Linked DNA regions of Homo sapiens: region 1 is linked to region 2. A link is a contact called in ENCODE Hi-C data. All regions are on one chromosome and are shown on one strand. Each heading gives the region's core, a stretch centred on a gene start or an enhancer-like site at or near the end of the contact. The rest is flanking DNA. Distances are from core to core; before and after follow the strand shown.

What was found. Hi-C counts contacts between places; a loop is a spot of excess contacts on that map. Pooled maps may share reads with other maps.
Region 1: a loop to region 2 is called in a map of Right ventricle myocardium inferior, with 4 times the contacts of the local background. The contact joins the promoter of NMT2 here to the enhancer-like site in region 2. A Hi-C loop is called at or near these places in 5 of 168 maps with a recorded cell type or tissue (B cell, CD8-positive, alpha-beta T cell, Right ventricle myocardium inferior and 2 more), 6 of 37 single-sample maps with no recorded cell type and 23 of 50 pooled maps.

Annotation. Positions count from the first base shown.
Region 1 is chr10:15,166,911-15,170,040 of GRCh38, forward strand. It overlaps NMT2 (N-myristoyltransferase 2), which reads right to left and starts at 1,783. Exons shown (of 12, transcript NM_004808.3): 1 at 1,593-1,783. The coding sequence starts at 1,702. RefSeq lists a silencer at 1,153-1,982.
Region 2 is chr10:14,607,207-14,610,252 of GRCh38, forward strand. All of the region lies in intron 2 of FAM107B (family with sequence similarity 107 member B), which reads right to left. Among named protein-coding and RNA genes, the nearest start is that of FAM107B, 170 kb to the right of the region's middle. RefSeq lists an enhancer at 1,526-1,575. Within about 2 kb of position 1,470, at least 8 of the 41 ENCODE cell types and tissues checked have a DNase peak (open chromatin) inside an H3K27ac peak, as active enhancers do; they include B cell and sigmoid colon, where a contact is called at or near this core.

The DNA of each region.
Region 1 (3,130 bases), core at 533-3,032, 560 kb after region 2:
AATCAAGCCCCCAACCTAGAATATCAATCAAAGGAGGAACAATAAACAGAAATTACAGCAGAGAAGATAAAAGTCCAGGGTCTCTCCAGAAAGAAAACACAGGTACTGAAGCTAATCCATCAGCTTGCATCTGCACCTGGGCCCATTTCTGGCAATAGAACTACCGTTTCAAAAACATATTTGTATTTAGCTATCTATCACAAACACGTTTCTATCCCTGCATAAACAGGGCTCAGGTTCAGATTCCTATGCAATTTCCTTTCCTCTCTTTAAAAAAAAAAATATTCTAGACTCGAACATTCGATACTTGCAGCCGCCACTGAAGTATTCACGGCAAAGATAAAAACAACTTGCAAATGGGAGATGCACATAGTCAGCTTTTCTTTTTCTTCATTTGTTAATATTTTATAATGAATTAGAGGTCAGTCAAAAGTCCCTTTCTATAATAAATCTTAAAGTAGACAAGTAGAATGCAAATGATTTACACTTTCAATGATCAATCATTTCAAGAATCTCTCTACGAACTGAGTAAACCATCTGTGACTCAGGCCTCCCTATCATGTTTTTTAAGCTGACCCACTTCTCCATCACTCACCATGGTTCGAAAAATCTCACTTCTAAGGGTGTAGCAAGAACCGCTCTGTGCCAGCGCATAGTTTGAATCCAATAGGGTAAAAGGGTAATGTAAACAGCACTTTAAAAGGACACCAGTTTTTATTTAAAATGACCCACTGCCTCTAAAAAGAGAGCATCAACACCGGCCTTCACCTGAAGCAATCCTTTTCTCCAACAGAAGAGCAAATCAAGTCTGCAGGGTTCGGGGGCAAAGGGAAAGGATTAAGAAATCCGATCAAGTGTGAAAATGCGTGGTGCATCGAGTTTTGGAGATCAAATACCAGCTTTGCAAACAGGATACGGCCAGGTCAGCGGGAGCCCGGTTCAGGGGATCGGCCCTGCTCTGAAGAGCTCTAGGGACAGGCGAGGCGGTGCAAAGCCCAGTATCCCCAGCAGGGGCCGGGCCCGGGACCCCCTCGGCGCCAGAACTTTGCGCAGTTCGCCGCCTGCGGCCCCGACACCATCGGGGCACCTCCACGCCGCTCCACCCACGTCTTTGCCCATTCTTTTCGGGTGGCGGCTGCGGAGAGGGAGTCTGAAGGGACTTAACAAGGATGGCAGGGAGCAGAGGAGGGCGACCTCCTACCCCAGGCTGCGGCCGCCACAAAGGGAAGGGCGTAGCGCCTCTCCTCGGCGCCCACCGGAGCCACCCGCGGGCGAGGGCAACAGGCGCCTCCTGGGCCAGGCCGCCGGCGGGGATGGGCGAGGCTGGCCGGGGGCGCGCGGCAAGTGACAGTAGCGTCTCCCCGCCCGGGCCCCAGCCTCCCCGCCCACCCCGGGCCTCGCCTCCCCGCGCACTGCACTCTCCCGCGAGCCGCGCGCCCCGGACCTCACCATGGGCTCCGCGCCACGGAGAAGCCATCGCGGGGCGGAGCGGCCGAAGAACCCCCAGTCCTGGGAGCCACCCCCGAACGGGAGACCGTGGCGCGCGCGGTCCCCGCCCTGTCGCGCCCGGTGCGCCAGCGCGCCGCCCCTACCCTTTGGCGTGCTCCGTCTCCTCCTCATTGTCCCCGTCTATCCCGCACGTGTCCTGGTCGTCCAGTTCCAGGCTCTGCTGGCTGGCCGCAGACTCGCTGTCCTCCGCCATCGCGGCGGCGCTGGCTGGGGAGGCGGTGCTCGGGGCCGGGCCGGAGCGGCCGCAGCTCCCTCTAGTGCCTCCCGCCGTACTGCTTGGAGTCGGAGCCCGGGCGCTACGCCCCGCCCCGCCCCGCCCGCGCCCCGTCCCGCCCTCCGTCCCGCCCCCTCCCCGCCCTCCGTCCCGCCCCGCCCTCCATCCCCGCCCCTCACCGTCCGCGCCCAGCCCGCCGGCCCCGCCCTGCCCGCCGGCCCCGCCCTGCCCCACGGGCTTGAACCCCGCCCACCTCTTCGTCCCTCCCCACCAAGCCCCGCCTCTCCCCGTCCCGCCGGCTTCAATCCAGCTCTCTAACCCCGCCCGCCTCTGAGACCCCTCCCCTCCAGCCCCGCCTTTCCCCACCCTGCCGGCTTCAAACCCGCCCTCTAACCCCGCCCACCGCCGCAGCCCCTCCCAGATGGCCCCGCCCCTCCCCGCCCCGCCAGCTCCAACCCTGCTCACCCTGGCCAGCCCTGCACAGGGCCGAGTCCTGTACATCCAGGCCTGCGCGGTGCCTCTGCCTGGGGCTCGGCTCTCAAAGCTGCAAACGTGCAGACTTGACATCCTGAGTGGCGGCATTTTTGGAACACAGGCCATGCGATTTTACTTCTGGACGAATTAGGGAGCGCTCCCAGCCCGTGCAGGGGTTTTTCCCACTCAGGAGTAGGCACTCAGGGATGGGGCTTTCCAGAAACTCTTCCCGCCCCTCCACATACATGTTAACAATTCCATTTCGCATCTATCTATCCATCTAATACATTATAAAATCAAATTCAAAGTCAAAAACAGTATTTCCAGCCCTCCACCGCCCTGTCCCAACCAGGCTTGCAGCACTAAAACTCTTGACAGAAATTTTTGAGCTACCCCTGCTTTCCCTGGACACTACTACGGACGGCTCAGACCAGAACAGACATCTTGAGGGACTTGGGGACGTGTCCACGATGCTGGGGGATTGGACAGTTTCAGGTAGGCTACCCTGGCTTTCCCAAAGTCAAGGTCATGACCTAGATTTCCAAGCAAACGTGCACGGCCTTCTGTGCTGAAATTGTCCGCTGTCTCTCTCAGAAGAGGGAAGGGAGGCATTCTGTAGTACTGCCAAATAGAAGACCGGTGAAGTTCAGCCTCTCTTATTTGCTACTGCATTCTGTACAGAGCAGTCCTGTCCTTTGCTTTGCTGAGATGATCTTGTTCAAATGTGCTGCTAGGCCACCGGAAGTCTCCGCAGTGGTTTTGCAAAGATAATCATCAGAACCCGCTCAGTGAGGAAAATGAGACTTTAAAGAGCCACCTGAATTTTTTGGTGTGGGTCCTTTTTTTGCAGAAGATACTAGGAGCATTTTATGGCTTTTTTCCCCAAGGGAGACTATGTTTTTAAAACGCAATGAGCTAGAAGTATCAAAAGAT
Region 2 (3,046 bases), core at 220-2,719:
TTTGCACCAGGTACCATAATTTCTTTTAAACCAAAAACAAATAAGAGCAAATATTTACTTTGAATTTATTAATTCAAATAAAAGACAGGAGGCCAGTATCAATATATTAAATCTGCTCTTTTAGGCTGAATATCTCACATCCCTAGGGAATCTTAGTGGGATTTTAATTCAGGTAAGATCAAGTATCCAATTTGGTTTGGGACCCCTGGAGCCACTGTGGGGGGATCCCAGGAAATAAAAACTCAAAGGTTATGAGCTATGGTGATATTTCCATTTGTATCCATACCATCCACCACAGTGTCTGCAACATATCACTCTGTGGGTGATAGATGCTTGTTGAATGAATAAGCCTCGTACTTCCCAGGGTTATAACAGGCAACACCAGACCCTCAGCCCGAGTCTGATATACTGTAGATTTCACATTCTGAATGTAGACAGGACTCTGGAAAAAGTCAAGGGAACTAGTGGCCTAAATAGCCTGCTGGGCTGTATTTAAGATTTTGTTCTGGGGCTGACACAGTTTATCAGGTGGCTTAGAGGGTCTTTACTGATTTGCTTTCAATACAAATACTGATTTCCCTTACATTACAAAGGGAACACTCCGCTGAATGGTTTCTGAGTCATTTAACCCATCACTGGTGATAGATTCTCTGATCTTGCATTACTGGAAAACATACATAATAATTTTCCATTTCAGAGCAGCAACCTACAGGGTCACCCATATACTCCACTATGACCTCATCCTTTAGCTTGGACATCTGGAGATCTTGCAAATTCATCCCTAAGGAAAATCGAACAAAGCAGAAATGACTATTTGGGGACGTAAAATGATACAAAGCAAATCAATCTGGAATAAGACGTGTTGCTTTTTTATTGTCTACTTTGGTCATTTTGTTCATGCGTAATCTTAAAATTGTTACTTTACACCCAAACCACCATGCTGAAGAGCTCCAAAGAGATGAGAAAAACTTAACAATGCCCTCAAGGAGGGAAATTTGTTTTGACATGTATACTCTTTTGTATCTTAAATTTTGCACTGTGTACGTGGACATTTGAATCGTAATCCATTCAAAAAGAAATAAAATCTTAATTTTAAAATCCTATTTTTAAGCCACGCTCTCTCATTCTGTGTCAATTATCTATGACTGTATAACACATCGCCTCAAAACTTTAGTGGCTTAAAATAAAAACACATGCTTTGCTCACAATACTGTGGGTTGGCAATTTGGACAAGGCTCAGCTGCGATATCTTATTTCTGCCCCATGTGGCATTAGCTTGGCTCTGTCATGTGTTTGCAGTCAACTGGGAGGTTGGCCAGGGACTGGCTTGCCCTGGGTGGTCTCAAAGTCCAGAAGTTGATGGCAGCTGTCAGCTCAGGCATCTCAGATCCACTTGTATGGCCTCTCAGCAGGCTAGATAGGACTTCCTCACACAACAGCCCCGTCCAGGAGGGCGAAAGAGGAAGTGGTAAGGCCCCTGGAGCTCTAGCGTTATGGGTCTAGAAGAATGATAGAAGTCTGTACATTCTACCATTAAAAATGTCACAAGGTCAGCCCAAATCCAAGATTTGGAGAAAGAGACCCCCCTTGATGGTAGAAGCAGTAGTCATATTGCAACAGGGCTTGAGTGCTGTACTAGGAGAGGAGGAATTCTTGTGACCATCCTTGCAAATAATCTTCCTCTGAATCAGACATGAGGAACTACAGAATGGAGGGCAAAGTAACAGGTGCTAACAATAGTCTCAAGGGAAATCTTTCTGATGATAAGACAAAAGCACTTTGGTATTCAACATAAAACCCACAAAGACAGATACAATACATTGGTATTGGCCTCATGGCCTCAATTGATAGGTCAAAGAAAATAGTTAATTTCTGCTTATTTGTTTTTGGTTTAAATAAGAAAAAGATGGGGGAAAGAAAAAACAACAAACGCTTTGGGACTATAATGCAACTAAGGTGCATTGGGTTCTAAATCAGTGTTTTAGATACCTATTGCTGCATAACATCTTACCATAGACTTAGTGGCTTATAACACCCACATATTGACTCGTCCTTTTTTTAGTCCAGAAATGGCATGACTGGGGTCTATGCTGAAGGCCTCCCAAAGCCAAAATCAAGATCTTGGCAGGGCTCATAGTTCATCTTGTCTGGAGCTCAAGGTCCTCTTCTAAGGTCATTCAGATTGCTGGCAGAATTCAGTTCTTTGTGGTTATAGGACTGAGGACCCAGTTTCTTTGCTGGCTGTCAGCTGAGAGCTACTCTCAGCTGCTAAAGGCTAAAGGCTGCCCAGAAACCTCATCATGTGGCCCTCCCCATCTTCCAGTCAGCAGTGTCTCAGCAAATCCTTCTATGCTTCCAATCTCTGACTTGGCCATCTAGGGCTCTAGACTCAGACTTAAAGTGCTCATGTGATTAGGTCAGGCACACCCAGATCATCTTCCTATCTTGACAGGTAACTGACTTGAGACCTTCCTTACATCTGCAAAATCCCATCACAGCAATAGCTAGATTAGGGTATGACTGAATAACTGGAGAAGTTGTGTGTATACCAGAGGCCAGGAATTGTGGAGGCTATCTTAGAATTCTATGACAGATGGAAGGACAGGCAAACAGACAGATGCTCTTTAATATAAACATAGAATGTGAGGGCAGGCAGAAGGTGGAAACCTTGGAGAGGTATCACATGCAGAGCTCAGCAGTAAACCAGGAACCAGGCCTAAGAAGGAATTCTTATTGAGTAATAACCGAATTCCCACATGGTCCGTTCAGTGGTTACCAAGTCTTCATTGACCCCTGATGACCTGAATACTGAAAACAATAGGGAAAGGAAAACGAAGTTAAGAATATGGCATCTAGGCCGGGCACGGTGGCTCACGCCTGTAATTCCAGCACTTCCGGAGGCCGAGGCGGGTGGATCACGAGGTCAGGAGATTGAGATCATCCTGGCTAACACGGTGAAACCCCATCTCTACTAAAAATACAAAAAATTAGCCAGGCATGGTGATGGGCGCTTGTAGTCCCAGCTACTCGGGAGGCTGAGGCAGGA